Regions from separate parts of the Mus musculus genome. Here region 2 is linked to region 1. The links are chromatin loops, found by intact Hi-C in ENCODE. Cell type or tissue: heart. All regions are shown on one strand. Region 1 overlaps Tcf12 (transcription factor 12). Region 2 overlaps Tcf12 (transcription factor 12).

What was found. A loop is a pair of places that touch in the nucleus more often than their neighbours do. Peaks named below come from ENCODE experiments on the same cell type or tissue, not always from the same donor. Only the 100,000 strongest peaks of a DNase experiment are listed, where the experiment ranks them.
Region 2: it touches region 1 in a loop (2.1-fold over the local background); 4 of 42 quality-filtered maps call a loop at or near these places.

Annotation. Positions count from the first base shown.
Region 1 is chr9:71,956,472-71,964,471 of GRCm38, forward strand. The region is part of intron 5 of Tcf12 (transcription factor 12); the gene reads right to left. Among named protein-coding and RNA genes, the nearest start is that of Tcf12, 150 kb to the right of the region's middle. In heart, a CTCF peak has its summit at 3,747 (motif pointing left); a DNase peak (open chromatin) is centred at 3,400.
Region 2 is chr9:71,894,152-71,902,151 of GRCm38, forward strand. The region is part of intron 8 of Tcf12 (transcription factor 12); the gene reads right to left. Among named protein-coding and RNA genes, the nearest start is that of Cgnl1, 130 kb to the left of the region's middle. In heart, no CTCF peak of the experiment used is centred here; a DNase peak (open chromatin) is centred at 3,490; H3K4me3 peaks cover 2,060 bases; H3K27ac peaks cover 2,048 bases.

The sequences.
Region 1 (8,000 bases):
ACCTGTACTTGGTTCCTAGGTCTGAGACAAGTTTCAGTTCTTCCTCAATCACTTGCCTCACGGTCAAAAGACTTTGCTACTCCCAGAGCAGCTCAAATCTTTTGAAATGAATGTCTGGGGAAACTGACCCCTGCTCAATCTTCTCTCTCCTATGAGAGTCAGCGGAGGCTTGAGGAAAAAAAAACCTCAAAAGAAACAATGAAGCCAGCCTTTGATTTTATGTATGTATTTTTGGTGATGACATTTGCTAAGATTCCCATAGCTCTTTCCAATCACTGGAAAGATGGTAGCTGGTAACTGGCACTCCGGAGATCTGCAAACTTGCTGTCATTTTACCTACTTTTATTCATTGAGGATGGGGTAGTGCTTGCTTTTTCTAGTTTGTGTATCATGTTGACCTGCAGTGTGTGTGCGTGTGTCTGTCTGTGTGTGTGTGTGAGTGTGTGTGTACAGTTTTACTTTGTGGCTCAAACTGGCATCAAACTTGCAGTAACTCTGCCTTAGCCTCCTGAGTACTGAGATATAGATAGACATTAGCCACCAAATGTGCCTTCTCCTTCGGGTTTAAGTCAAATATCTGCAACTCAGCTCTCATGGATCAGAAAAGCTGCTGCTGCTGCAAGTACTTGGCAGTCACTCTCATCCTCCACATTTCCTTCCAGATAATATACTCTCACTCAGAAATTCCATGAGTTTCTCTCCTTTGGCATCACCATCTCCTCTACATACCTGAGCTGATGAACACATTTCTAACAGCTACCTCAATATCCTTCGTTGTTGGTTCCACATCTACATACTTTCTGGGATGAATGTTTTTCAAATTCCCCAATCCATTTTATGTCCTAGTGATATATAAGTCAATGCTAGGTCTTAGAAAATGTGTACTTGGGGTGCTAGATTTTGCTGTATTCCTTAAAAAATGCCAGGCAACAGTCAAGTGCCTTGGAATTAGTTTAGTCCTTTCCCAGGCTTGCCTTTAAGTTTGTTGCAGTACGTCCAGGACAGTACTAATTTACTTCTGCCAACACAACAGCTTTAGATGGAAAAAATCTTTTCAGCTTCACCTGAGTTTCAGCAATTACTCATTGTATTCCTATGTGGGGAATTTCTCCTTGCTCTCAAGTTAAACTGCCTCACTTGTGCACATAGAGCAGCACTCAGGAAACCAAAGCAAATACCAAGTTCCTCCTCACCTGTCTGCCTTCCAAACCCCAGCTACTTATTCTGTAACATTTTGCCATAATTCAGTTGATGCCAAAACCAACCAACCAACCAAACAAACAAACAAAACTTTTAGAAAATCTAGAATTTTATTTAATGTTTCTATTTTAAAATGTTGTAAAGAGATTCTGGTCTCTAATTTGAGAGATACTTTACATGGCATTGGAAATCTCACTAAAGTGAGCTGACACATGTGAATGAGCAACAAACTGCTTGCTTTATGAATATTGTCTTCTGTAAAGCATGGAGTTATTTACCAAAGGTTACAAAGCTGGAGACAGTCCAGTTCTCTCTCTTCATTTCACTCACAGAATGCCCAGTTCCGAGTTTTCTGCAATCAGCTTTTGGTTAGTTAACTTCAATGTCACATAGTTGTGCAAGTTTTAAAAATTCTTGTTATAGGTATTTGTACAAGATGTTAGTAAATCATATTATTTAGAAGTCATTCTTAAAGCACATCTCTCTGTTGGATAGGAATTACATTGACTTTGAAAATTGTTTACCTATATCAGACTCTCTCTCTCCATATATATGTATACACACATACACACACACACACACACACACACACACACATACAATAAAGCAATTAAGCTCTGTAAAACATAGTTTTAAAACCGACACTAAAACTTATACTTAAGATGCTGCAGAGATGGCTCAGTGATTAATAGCGCACATAATGCTCTTGCAGAGAGCCTAAGTTCAGTTCTCAGCACTCAGATTGGATGGCTCACAACAGCCTCTAACTTTAGCTCCACACTGGGGCCTGAGGCCCATGAACTCTAAAAACACCTGAACTCACCTACAACTAATTACCTCACACAGCTACCCCAGCTCCACATAAATATATGCACAAATAAAAAATCCTTACACTTAAAAAATAAGTTAAAAAATAAGTATTATAGCCAATGTAGACAAATATATTTGTGATCTCATCACACAATGTTGTCTGTGGCCCATTGGGTCTTTGAGATCCCACACTTGCTAAACTGGCAGGCCAGTGAATCCCAGCAAGCTTCCTGTTTCTACCTCTCTAGGACTGGGATCCTCACACCTGTGTGATAAATACCTTTTCAAAGGAGCCATCTCCTCTGCCCTTCTATCTGAGCATTTTTATAGATTTGTATGTGTCTTTTTTTTTTTTTTTTTTACATTTCAAATCCTCTGCTCTACTGAAGTTTACAGGGCTCAATAGCCCTTTGGCACAACCATTCTCTGGGAAGAACTTCCATGTCCCATTCAAATGACACTTCCTGTCATAGGTTATTACTGACTTTCTTACTTAAAACATTGGCACTCTGACATTTCTCTCTTATTTTTTTAAGATGTTAAAAAGCCTTACCCTGTAGAAAGCCTCACCAATAACTTTCAATAGGCTGTCATAACATAACTATCCCTCTTCTCAATATAAGTTTGAGAATTCTTTTAACTCACACTGGCCTCATCTGCATGTTATTATCATTTACTAAACATTTGTATTTTCTAAATCACTAACTACAATTAGAGCTCCCTTGGACTACACAGAAAATGGCTTGTGGTTATTCCTTTCTATTCACAACTCATAAAGCTATGTATAAGGACCTTTTGACCTCATCGTTAATTCTGTTCTTTCTTTTCATTCCCAAAACGAATAATAATTTCTAGTAGCATTTCTTCATTTTGAGTAAAGCTCCTTAAAAAGTGTTCCATGACGAAAGACATTTGAGTGGAAGATTATAACAGATAAGCAGCATGAAGTTAAAAGGGCTGTTTGTTAAGCAATTGCTTAATAGGACATAGGTTCAGAATTCCCAACAGATCTTAATATCTGAAAGAAATGTCTAGAGGGCAGATAGCAATTACACTGACTAAATAAATGCCATGCCTTTCAAATTTCTAATGGCAAGTAATGAGCTTAATGTAGTTATCCGTTAATTCTGAACAAGTGGTCAGACGACTGCTTTCTTCCACTCTTACTTCCTCAAATTTTTGGATCATACTCAGGGAATATCTATTTTAAGGAACTGCTCTGGAAGGCCCTATGTTTTATGCAAGGAATTGCTATTTTCCCAGATGAATAGAATATCCATTCTACAGATCCAAGTTTCCATGACAATAAAAACAAAACAGTCATCAGCACCAACGCGATACTTGATGGAAAATGCAGCTGCAGCTGGAACAGTGCAGTCTTTATCCTGCTGCTCTGCAAGCATAGTCGCTGTACTCCCCAGAGCAACCCAATGGTTCTACAGCAGTCTCCACCCAGACCCACACAGCAACAGCCGAGTGTGCTGACCACCTCCAACCTGCCAATCATTCGCCGTTCTCAAACTCATGTAAACACATGAAAAGGTTCAGCATTATGCTACTGGCATGGTGAATTGTAAACTAGGAATGCTTACAATGGGTTTGAGTATTGTAGATTTAGCCAAATAATATTTTAGCTTATATGATTATGAAGAAAAATTTGGGGAAAGAAGAACATTTACAGTAAGGAAAAAGCTAGGTAAAATTCATTCAGATTATAGAAAGACAGTGCCCCCTTGTGTCTTGGAAGTTCTTCCTCAACTAAATGTTGTAGTACTTAGAGTCCTAAGCTTTGGCTTTAAAAAAAATTTTTTTTAAATCTCATATAAATTTAAGAGAATTTGATAATTAGAAGTTATTCTAACTTAAAATACAAATTTATTATAAACACAGTGACTATTAAGTATGTGATTTTTAACAAGAGCTCTCTATAATGTAAGGAAAATATCATCTAATAAATTTACAGATATATTAGTTAATTTTATTTAAACTGCACTTAATATTGAAACATAGTGACAAAGCTTTAAAAAAGCAAAAAAGAAACCTGTGACCATCAGCTACACTCTCCTTTGGTACTGGTTCCTCTGTAACTTCATGACATTAATTATTGATTATCCTCACCATACTATATAAAAAGCTCTGTGCTTTATTTATATGAAAAACAAATTCATACTAAATGGAGAATATAAATGTAAGAGGTACCCATAATTAATACATCATTTTTAAGTTACAAGCATTGCAGCACAGCATCAAAGTCGGTCACTGAAGCATAAGGATTACTTTGTACTGGGGAAGGATGCACACCTGTAATCCTAGCATTTATGAAGCTGTGGAAGGAATTCAGGGTTTAGGGCCAGCTGGGGGGAGGGGGGCGACTCTGAAACAATCATTTTATGTTTAAAGTATGAATTCTTGAAATCATTTATCTGTTTAAAAGCAGAATTTCTCAAACAAACAAACAAACAAACAAACAAACAAACAAAAACTCCATATGAAAACCCTAATCTCTTCTTGCAAATAGGACTCAGGCACCACACCCAGATAAAGTCCTCTGCTTCCTTAAGCGTCTGTTCTTCCTTATAGCAAGGCAGCTCCAGCCATCCCTTTCCGTTTCTGATCTCTGGATGCCTACAAGCTAGTCTGCTACACATTAGGAAACTTTTGTTTCTCTAGTTATTCTGTCCTTAGCCGGGCTATTTATAAGACTCTAGCAGGAGAATCTAATATAGGTGAAGACGGTTTTGTTCCTTATTCATGAACACAAGATTGCTTTTACTAAATTTATTTGTTACTTATATTTGGTGGTGGTGATGGTGATGATGATGATGATGGTGATGATGTGTGTGTATGTATGTGTGTGTGTGTGTGTGTGTGTGTGTGCGCACGCATACATGTGTATAGAAGCCAGAGTTGATGGCAGGTGTCTTCCTTTATCACCTTACATTTTAGTTTTTTAGGTAAGGGCACACAGTGAAATCTGAAAGTAACCAATTTAGTCATACTGGCTGGCCAGTGAGTCCCAAAGATTTTCCGATTCCTACCCCTACCCTACACACAAGTGCTAAGGTGGCCTCCAACACCACCACACCAAGATTTTCTATGAGTCCTTGGGACCTTCTTTCAGACCTTCTAGGCAAGCTCTTTATTTCTCCAGCTCTCAACATCAATCTTAAAAACTCATTCAGAGATTTTCCCATTTAGGTTTTAAACAATCTTTTTGGTTACTGTTTTAATTTTGTAAAGTCCTACACTTAACAAAAAAAAAGTTACAAGGACAGAAACTTTTCTTTCTGTACCATTTTAAAAGTCAGTTGTGAACATCATTCTACTGTCTTCAAACATCTTTAGTGTGTACGTGAACATGTGTGCTGTACAACAGACCAAAACGATCTAATTAACCTTTCTATATTTACTGTTTAACTCAGATATTGCTCGAGTGGTCTTGTAATAACTTTTTAGGAAACAGCCTGTACCATCTTAGGCTCTCTTACATGTCCTAACTGCTGTGACCTTGCTGTCACAGGCCAAAGCAGCTCTCCATTTGCCAGAGCTTTCCTCCAGAGTAGCTCAGGCTATGCAGATTTGGAGGTGTATCTCAGGTGATGTGACTTGCTGCATTTATTCTGTCAGGAAGTGAATCTGAATTATCAACTGTCAGTACATCAAGACAGTATCTGCCAGTGCTGACCAACTGCAAAACTACCTTGTGTAACTAACTTGTAAGTATTTCATTGGAAAGTAAGAATTCTATTTTTCATAATGCTTTTGAATTAATATCAACACAACTTAGCTATTTTATAGAAGGGCTTATAAATCTATAGCTACTGTTCAGTATTTTGCCTCACAAAGTGCATCAGGTCAGTGGCTTCCCAGGCCTAAGAAGCTGTCATCACTCTTTGAGCACATCCTTTCCTCACAAAAAAAGGATGCTCCTCACTCACTTTCACTCTTCTGCCATGGCCCTAGACACAGCCATTTCTGAGGGGTACTGGCTCCTTTAGATAGAGAATGGTATACAGATGCCAAAATCTAGACAGAAGGAATGGTACCAGGGTTCTGTGGCTTTCAGACTCTGTGAGCAGACCGTGGGTGACACAGGGATATATACACATCCCCACATGCCCTAGTTATAGCTATGTACTTCCTACTAGTATTTTGAACGATGAATTCAAACTAATATCTCCATGCAACACTGTAAGATTCTTTCTAGTTTCCTTTCTTCTGTATTTATAATTTTCTTCTTCAAAGTCAGATACCATCAATCTGTAATATATTTTAATTACTTGGTCAACCTCTTTGTATATAACCAATTGTTACTTGCTATCTGGAGCTCACTAATTTTCAGCTAGTCTGGCTAGCCAGCTTGCTCTGAGGACCTCTAATCTTCATTTTCTAAGGTGATAAATGCAGTAAGGTGCCATGGCCTGCATTTATGTGGATTCTGGAATCTGAACACTGGTCCTTGTGGGAAAGCACCTTTAATGGCTGAGCAGTCACCCCAAGCTCTTTTTATCTTTTTAATCTTGAGGAAGTACAACCCTTTCTGTGGCCATAGTAAAACAAACAAACAAACAAAAATAAGCAACAAAAAAAAAAAAAAACCAAAACTGAAACCAAAGCCTACAAGCAACCTAAAATTTGTTTACCAATAGTGACAGAGACAGTAAATATTCTAAAGATATCTAAAATAATGCAATATATTTATAAGCAAAGATCTCAGGAGTGGGAATGTGGGTTGACAGTTTAAACACCTTAAAGGGGTATGTGACTTAAAATTATTTAGGTAAAAGTAGAAAAATTTTAGAAAGAGGGCTTTTGGTTTTTGTTTTGTTTTTTAAGCTTATCATAAAAACCTTTCTAATAGAGCTGACCACAGGTCGGATAGTTCCCTTAAGAGAGAAGAGCCACCTCTGATCACAGCACAGAGAGACATAAAGCTACAGAGAGAAAGCAAAGGGAAATACTGGACTTGGAGTCAGAAGTCACAAAATTACAGCTGGAGAAATCACAAAGAATGGAGAGTTACGGTGTAAAGTGTTAAGTCCTGTGTAAATTCATTACCTGAGCCTCAGATGCCTCAACTGTAAAATGAAAAGAAGGAAGTCTGTATCACTGGCTGTATGAACTTATTATAGGTAAGACTTAGCGTCATATCTGGCCTAAATATGACTAATATATACTATTATAGCTATGTAGCACATTGAGATCAGCAAGGCCAAAGTAAAGGACAGTTTTATTCGATATAACATCTATTCATGAAAAACCTAACCCATGATGTTCCTTTTGGACCCCCAGTCCTTGGCATACTACACATCACATATAAATATTTATTGAATAAAAGATTAGAAATACCATAGGATTACTAGATGGTGAGCCTTTTAAAAAACTTTTTAAAAACTTCTAATTCTTGGTAATGATTTTCATAATCTCTGGTTATCTCCTTTTTGGTTTATGTAAAAAGTGTACCTGTTGATAGGCGTAACAATTAACTTCCAATCTAGTTGGTAACACAAGAAAAACATAGCACAATATATATAACAACAGAGAATAAAAGCTCCATGAAATTGTGCCAATGCGTCTGTTCAGGGCTGTTCAATTTCTTTAAAAGTATTTGCGAAAGCAAAAACTGGTAGACAAAGACTGCTTGTGATACTTCATAAGAGAGGCAAACACAAGGCAGGCAACGATGGGAAGGGAAGCTTGGAGAAACTGCTGCATGCTCAAGTTAGACCAATCATACGGCACAGAAGAGACTGAGCAGGACCCATGAGTCCCAGGAGTCAGAAGAGACAGCACTGTATCTCTGTTAATTGTGTTATCAGGCAGAACTCACTGCATATGTTACAAACCCAAAACCTACAGAGAAGATAATGAATAATTTCATGCATACATATTAGAGAACCTTAAAAAAAGCCTCCTTAATTTGAACTGAGTAATATAATTATTAGAAATTATTAGGAAGTAATCAAGACAGATAAAACTTTAAATAGCCA
Region 2 (8,000 bases), 62 kb before region 1:
TCATAATGTCAATAAAATTCTTGTAATTAGTAGAGAATAACCATGTATAAAACAATAAGATGTGTAGACTCTCATGACACAGGACTGAGATAATGTATGATTGCCTCATATATTTTCCAAGGACATATATAGGTCCCCTTTGATCTATGTTAGGCACAGGGCTATCAATTTTCAAGCTCTGCATCTCTACAATACCAGCTATGCCATGTACCATAAACTTGGAATGCTTATATTATCAAAAATGTCCCGCTGCCCCACTCGGTGCAGAACAAAGAGACGCCTGAGGCCGAGTGAGCTGAGCTACAGTCATAGCACAGGGATTTGGGAAGTGCACGTCACTGAATTTACATGTGTGTATGCTCACACACCTCCATGCCATCTTTAAACAGACTTCTTTTTAATTGGAATTGAACACAAAAAGGTTTTTATTTTATTTGATATTTTACATTTGAAAGGCAGCTGACAAGGAGACTATTATCCAGAAAGTAACGTGGCTTTGGCTTGCCCACTTGAATCTTTTTCCCACATGCTCTGAAGGTCCTGACTACTGGAAGCTTGATTACATACTTGCAATGAGCTTCAATGTTTCTTTGGCCTGGCTATCATCTACTAATAAAGGTTACTCAAGAGTCCACAATGAACCCACTAGATGGATCCGAAGCACGGGAGCAGCAGACAGATGAAAACCTTCCTCCGGTGCTCGTTGGCCTCCAACAGCACATGCTACTTTCAAGTGAAAAAAAGGAAAGAGCGAATACACTGAACTTCATACTCTTTTAGGGAAATGTAATTAATTTCTCAAAAATTAAAATGCCAATATTTAAAATGCTTTTCCACAAAAATTACTTACGCTACAACAAATGCATTTTCATAAAATGTGAGCGACTGAGAGCAGAGCTGAGCGTGCAGCTGCTGACCTCAGGGGAGCGTTAGTAAGTGGCGTAAGGTAACGCTTCCCAATGCGCAGCAAATATTCCACAATGGCAGCTCTCTCTGGACCTCTCAGGATACTTTTTACAATATACAAAATTCCTATGGCTTTTAAAGATTTGTTTTTCAGAAATACAATAAGTAGTTAATACTAAGTAATTAAAAAACAAAATATTCTTGCTTAGCAGTACAAAAAAACTATTTTTAAACATCTAAAGATGGGCTATAAATTGACCAGGACTATATTATTTGGAAATGTAGAAATGCATTTTTTAAAAAAATAGTGATTTATGTTATAAATCTCCACAGAGTCAGAATTCTAGCATGATTAGAAACAGATGGTATCCCAGGAAAGTCAGGCTGGACCTGAAACTCCAAACAGGAAACACGGCCTTCGATAGCTGACTGCTCCCTAATCACTCCCAGAGCTTCACGCTTGTTCCTTTTATGAATACCCGGATGACTTTCATCTCTCCCGTCCAGCTACAGAGCATCACATAACACTCAGTAGGTTCATGTCTTTATGTATACGTTATGTTAGAATATACGAAAATGTAAAAAATAAGGGTACTTTCAAGCTTATGCTAGAATATTGTTAAACTAAAAAGAACTCAAATTCAAGTATATACTAATTTAAAAATAAATAAAAGCCAACAACTACTAAGCTGCTGAAGTCACTATTCCAAGTAACTGTTGAAGACATGACTTCAATGACACAAATAAATATATAATCTAACATATGGTAAAAGAATAAAACCTGCCTGAATTTTACTAAAATGCAGTTAAATTGCACCACTTTTCATTAAACAAGTCAGTAAGGCACTGTATGAAGAAAGAATAAGGCTTACCGTTTTCCCATTGTAGTAATACATCAAAGAATTGTTGCCCATTCCAGGGACAGGATAAGCACAGTACATGTTGATTTTTAAAATGTTATTTGCAGCTGATGCACACAGCTTCTCTCCAAGACATAGATCCACACAGGCAGCACAAGTCTTCAGTACTATGCATTCACACATGGAACTACTCAAAAGGAACTTATGCAAAATAGGACTGAACCAACTCACAGAGCACAGAGGGAGGGTTTATGCTGTAATCAACTTCTTTCAATTTCCACCAAATCCTAGCATTGGTGGAAGATACCAAAGAGACAAACTTTGGAATGTTGAAATAAATATACAAAGGTCACACACTGTATTTAAATAAAAAGAAATACTGTATCCTAAAGGTAAATGTACAAAAGAAAAACCAATTCTCTCTCTCTCTCTCTCTCTCTCTCTCTCTCTCTCTCTCTCTCTCTGTGTGTGTGTGTGTGTGTGAGAGAGAGAGAGAGAGAGGGAGAGCGCACAATCTTCTGCTAATCTGTTTTTAGTTTGAATTAAATTAGTGCACTTGTGAAAGGAAGCCTTGCTTGCTACACCTCTAGTTACTTTACCATCTGGCATGGTCTAAAGTTGCTTTCAACTCTGATAAACACATGATCAAGCAATCAGGAACTGGAAACACTGAATCATAGGGGACAAGGAGGATCCAGACAGTTAAGCCTTGTTCAAAATCACTTCCTGGAGAAAGCCATTTAAGGACCACTTCACTGACTAGAACGTACTGTGTTTTAGAATTTTCTTTTTGTTGTTTGTTTTGTTACATTGTGAAAAAAATTCTTAAAATTAGAAATTATCTTCAAAACAAATTACCTATGCTTGGGAAAAAAATTACCTATGCTTAAAATGACATTCTTGAAAAGGAAAAGTTTAATGAATAAAGATTTTTTATAAAGTTCCTTCGATTTCTCATTCACAACACTAATGAAGAGTTTACAAAGGAATGCATTCTTTAGAACATCTAGTATGTAATAAACAATTTGGTGATGGAACAGGAAAAAGTGTTATAATTTAAAGATTGAAAGGCTGGTGAGTGTAGAGATAAAAGGTGCATTCTAGCTAGAAAAGTAAATATGGCTTACTAGAAGTTTCCCCTTATTCCTATGGAATCATTATTTATAGTTATATATTCATGTTAAAAACATTTCTTAGGAAAAATGTCTGATTTTTCTTGCTAATACTATAAAGTCAAAGACTTGAAGCTTTGTCTCTAAGTATGTTTCACACAGACACAATTTACTATCTAAAACACTCTTACAATTTATCATTTTGTGTAGATTCTAACCCACAAAAACAGAGTAACAACCTTTATTTTTTCATTACCCACATCAAACCCTCTTTGTACTATTTCTTCTCTCTGTACTTCAAAGATAACAGCAGGATTGTGCAAAGGGACACATCACCTTTTTAAAACACACTTTTCATGAGGCAGAAATCCATTGAAATATTCTATGACTAGTCTGTAAGAGACAAAAACTGAACCAATCAAACAAACAAAAACCCCAAACAAACACCATTCTCAGGAAACATACTGATTGAGTCACAGTAATAAACAGCACCAGGCAATAGGGCCAGCTAACACAGGATTCAAAAGCTGACAGCATCAGGCCAACAATGAGCGCTCCCACTCTCCCCAGATACAGAAAAGGCCTAGCAGCAGCTGCAAAAGAACATCACTGCACAGCAGCTATTAAATGCCAGTCTCAGAGCACAAGCAACTTCCTCCCTCCTGAGGGACCACAAAAGCCTGCCTCAGCCCTTGGAGAACTGTGTGAAAAGCTTTGATTTACAATTAACAATGCCATGTCTTAAAACCTTTCAAGTAAATTTTAGTCTTTCATAGACAAGTTGTTCTCTTTTGACAGAACTAAACTGAAAAAAAAAATCAATCTAAGATAAAAATTTCTCTCTTCTATTAATTACTAAAAAAAAAACAAAAAACAACGTAGTTTTCAATAGTAATCATGAGAGAATAAGGAGAAGAAAGCCACAATGCACTGACAACTTTCAGTTGTTTTCTTTTCTAGCCTGAAATAACTTTTACAATGAGTAAGAAAAGAAAAGCCTGCAGAAGTTAAGCTCAACAGAGAAAGTGCTTGCTAGCTTTGCTGGTAAAACAAGCAGTATAATGTAAATCTCTATGCAGCCATGGCTATTATAACACAAGGAAACAGACTTTCTTCCCCTGTTTTTATTTTAGAGGCAAGAATGTAATAATTTGAGGGCAGCAATCAGGCCAACAACAACAACAACAACAACAACAACAAAATCAAAGTAAAACTAAACAAATCTTTTTGGTGGGCGGGCAGGGCAGCTATAAAATTAACAACTGGTTAAGATTTACTGTTCAGTTTAAATGTAGAAGGGAGGGCTAGAGAGATGCTCAGTAATTAAGAAGGCTGGTCTTCCAGAGGACTGGTCTCCATTCCTAGCACCCACATGGTGGCTCACAACCATCTGTAACTTAAATCCTAGGGCATCCTTTTATGTCTTCCTGGGGCACCGGACACACATGTGGTAATATAGATATACACTCAAGCAAAACACCATTATACATAAAATAAAATTTAAAAAGATATTAAAGCATGCTGGAGAGATGGCTCAGTGGTTAAGAGCATTGACTGCTCTTCCAGAGATCCTAAGTTCAATTCCCAGCAACCACATGGTATCTCACAACCATCTGAAATGGGGTCCAATGCCCTCTTCTGATGTGTCTGAAGACAGCGACAGTCTATAAGACAGACTCATATTAGGGGAGAAAAAGGATATTAAAGCCACCCCCCACCCCTCCCCCGCAGACCTCCTCCTCCATAAAGCACCATACTACTATCTAAATTGAGAGGAGGTTTAGGAACTGCCCGGCTGGATAGTCATTTTCTTTACCACAATTATTAACTCTCTTCTATGTCAAGGTCTTTTTCTCTATTTAAAAAAACAAAACAAACAAACAACCCCCTCCCCCGACCTGCCAACAAATCCCCAGTCTCTGCAACAGCTGCAGCCCCTTTCCCTAGGCGACTCATCTTACAGGGAATGTTTCTAGCCCATCAAGTGCTGCCCTACTCAATGAGCTTGTTTCATCTTTGCTTTCTTTCTTTTTTAAAGGAACTTGTCAGGGGTTAATCTTATGACTCAGTCTGACAAAAAAACGACTCAGCTGGAGAAAGGGCGGATTTTCAACCCTGACTTTCAGCAGACCTGCCGCCTGCATAGGAGTTCTGCACTGTTAGGAATTCTTCATCCTGATTTGTGTCTACCCACAATGCTGCAGAAGAACTTAGGTCATGGTCAGACTTAATATTCACAACATTTTGTCTAACACCCTAAAATAACTAGTATGTTATCACAAGATGGGAAGCACAGAGCACACAGGCAGCGTGATGAATGACAGAGACCCTGAAGAGACTGGGACTTGGAGCCACACAGCTCTGATTAGCAAACCCAAGATTCCCAGCCTAAGGTTTATTGTCTTTTTATCTTAAAAAAAAAAAAAAAGAAAAGTTATCGCTATTTCAATATTTATAAGGCCTAAATTAGGTAAGTAAATGATTTACCTCTTTGATGATTTAAGAAAAAAATATTTTCAGTTAAGCCAACTATGCTAAGGACTTTTCAGGAAACTTCAAATTCCAGGCTTCTCTACAAAAGTCTCTGTTCTTTTTTCATTTTCTGTTGATTGAAAATAGATATTCTGCCGGGCAGTGGTGGTGCACACCTTTAATCCTAGCACTTCGGAGGCAGAGACTGGCGGATTTCCGAGTTCCAGGCCAGCCTGGTCTACAGTACAGAGTGAGTTCCAGGACAGCAAAGGCTATACAGAGAAACCCTGTCTAGAAAAAAAAAAAAAAAAGAAAAGAAAGAAAGAAAAGAAAAGAAAACCCCCCAAAAACAAACTAAAAAAAAAAAAAAAAAAAAAAAAGAAAGAAAGACATAAGAGAAAATAGATATTCATCAAAATTAATGGAAATGATCTGCTTTCCATTTTTTTAGTCTTCTACTTGTTCAGCTTCATTTCTAGTATTTGAATCAAGACAAGGGCCATATCTCGTTAAAACCATATTTGTCAAAATTATCCTTAAGTAAGAATGTTTCATGTGACATAAAATTCTACACAGTGTTCCAAAGAAAATTGTAATTGATAGACAGTTTAACAGTTAATCTTACCGTATACACTTCTAAGCATGCCACATTCCACTATCCCAAAAAAACATCCAATCTGGCTAGAAAAGTAAATCTAAACATGACACAAATAATTCTTCATAAAAAGTTGGCATCATTTCTAAGAAAAGTAGTCCCTAGAAGGTAGACTTTAAGGGTAATGAAAGCAAATTTAAAAGTTTACATAAAATTAGGTCCATAATCCTTGAAGGATGTATTCAGTAAATTACAAATTATTGCATCCAAGGAAGGTCAGGGTGAAAAGAGATGCAGGAGGGTTAAACACAGAAACTCCCTACTGTGGCGGCATATACCTATAATCGCAGCACTCAAGAGGCTGAGGCAGTAGGACCACTGTGTGAGGACAGCCTGGGCTAGGTCATGAGATCTTATCTCAAAAACAAGGGAAGAACAGAATCTGTGAGTGCACAAATTCAAATAACAGACATTTCCGAGGCTTCCCCTTTCCAGTTTAGCAGGAGAAGAAAGGATTTAAGAGACCCATGTCCTAAATTTGCAGAATTTGGGGCAATATTGCTAAGTCAGGCATATAATAAGACACCCAAATTACAGACTTCTTATTTGACCACATTTTTGTAGTATGTGCTACTTTGTAACCAACCAACCAACAAATTAAAAAAAAAAAAATTGAGTGTTGAAGAGACTGCTTCTAAGACCTCAAACCTTCACACTCTAAAATGTTTACAAAAAATAAAACAAGAATATAAAAATCTAGTGAAAATGGTTCCCCCTTTAGCCGCATTACTGATGACTGCTCTACATTAAAGACAACAGCTATTGACCTGAAATCATAGTGACCTTGCAGCCACTCTCTAAAAAAACCACTGACCTAAGTTTGTGATCTTGACTTTGGTAATTCCCCATGGGAAAAATTTTCCATCTAAGTCTTAATTATGAAGATAAACATTTTAACCAAAATCTACCAACTGTGCCATACACTAGTGCACGTGTTTTGGATGCTGGCAGTGTGGCTGAGTATGTGCTCAGTCTGCCCACAGTGCTGGTCTGGCCTCTCATGTCATCAGCAAAACAAAACAAACAAGTGAGTCCCTCTTAAAACCATTACCAAGCACAGAGCAAAGACACATGATAAAGTTTATTTATCATGGGATAGCAAGTTTTTCATTGCTTCTTTACAAATATCTCAAAATCTAATTTGAAGTCTAGAAATGTTTCATGATTAGCAATAAAGAAAATATCCATCTGGACAGTTAACAGAAACCAATTAAATGGCCTGTACTTTGGAGGACAGGAGCAAGAATACTTGTTTAATTTCTCTTCGAAAATCCCAAGACTATACTGAGAATGTGTAAGAGCTGCCCAGTCTCCTGGAGAAGCAAGCAGATAAACAAATAGGATTTCTATGTCCAGACACCAACAGAAGTGTCAGGGCACTTCTATGGTGCTCCTTCCACAACTCCTTTATGAGGCACAGCTGCCACAACTGAAATATCTCAGAGCCAAAGCACAGGGTATATACTTCTTTTGATCACACACCACCATGACAAAGTAGTTTTCTTTAAAATGTTAAAATGGATGGTGAGGGGAAAAAAAATCCTTCACTAACAATTACTAGTTCCTGGATCTCTTGGCTGAGCAATTCTTTCACCACATGAATTGCAGTTTACTTCTCAATCATCATTTAAAATAACCTGGTATAGAGTTATTATATGTTGGAACTTGATAATTGTTCCAGAGAAGGCTCTATAATCATAGGACTGCCTACTGGTATATGTGCACACACACAAACAAAACCAAATGACAAGGACCCATAGGTCTTAACTTCTTCAAAATACACCAGAATTTCTGAAGTGTTCAAGACTAGAACAAGGCTTTGAACTTGTTAAGCAACCTAAGAAAAACTATAGGCAAACAAAAGTTTTTTTTTTTAAATAAATTATCTATAAAGGAGAGTATAGACAGGTTTTAGACTGAATTTTTTTTTTTTTTAACATCACACAGATTTTGATTTTTTTTTCTAGGTGTGCTCTTTTTCTTCTGGGCTGGTGA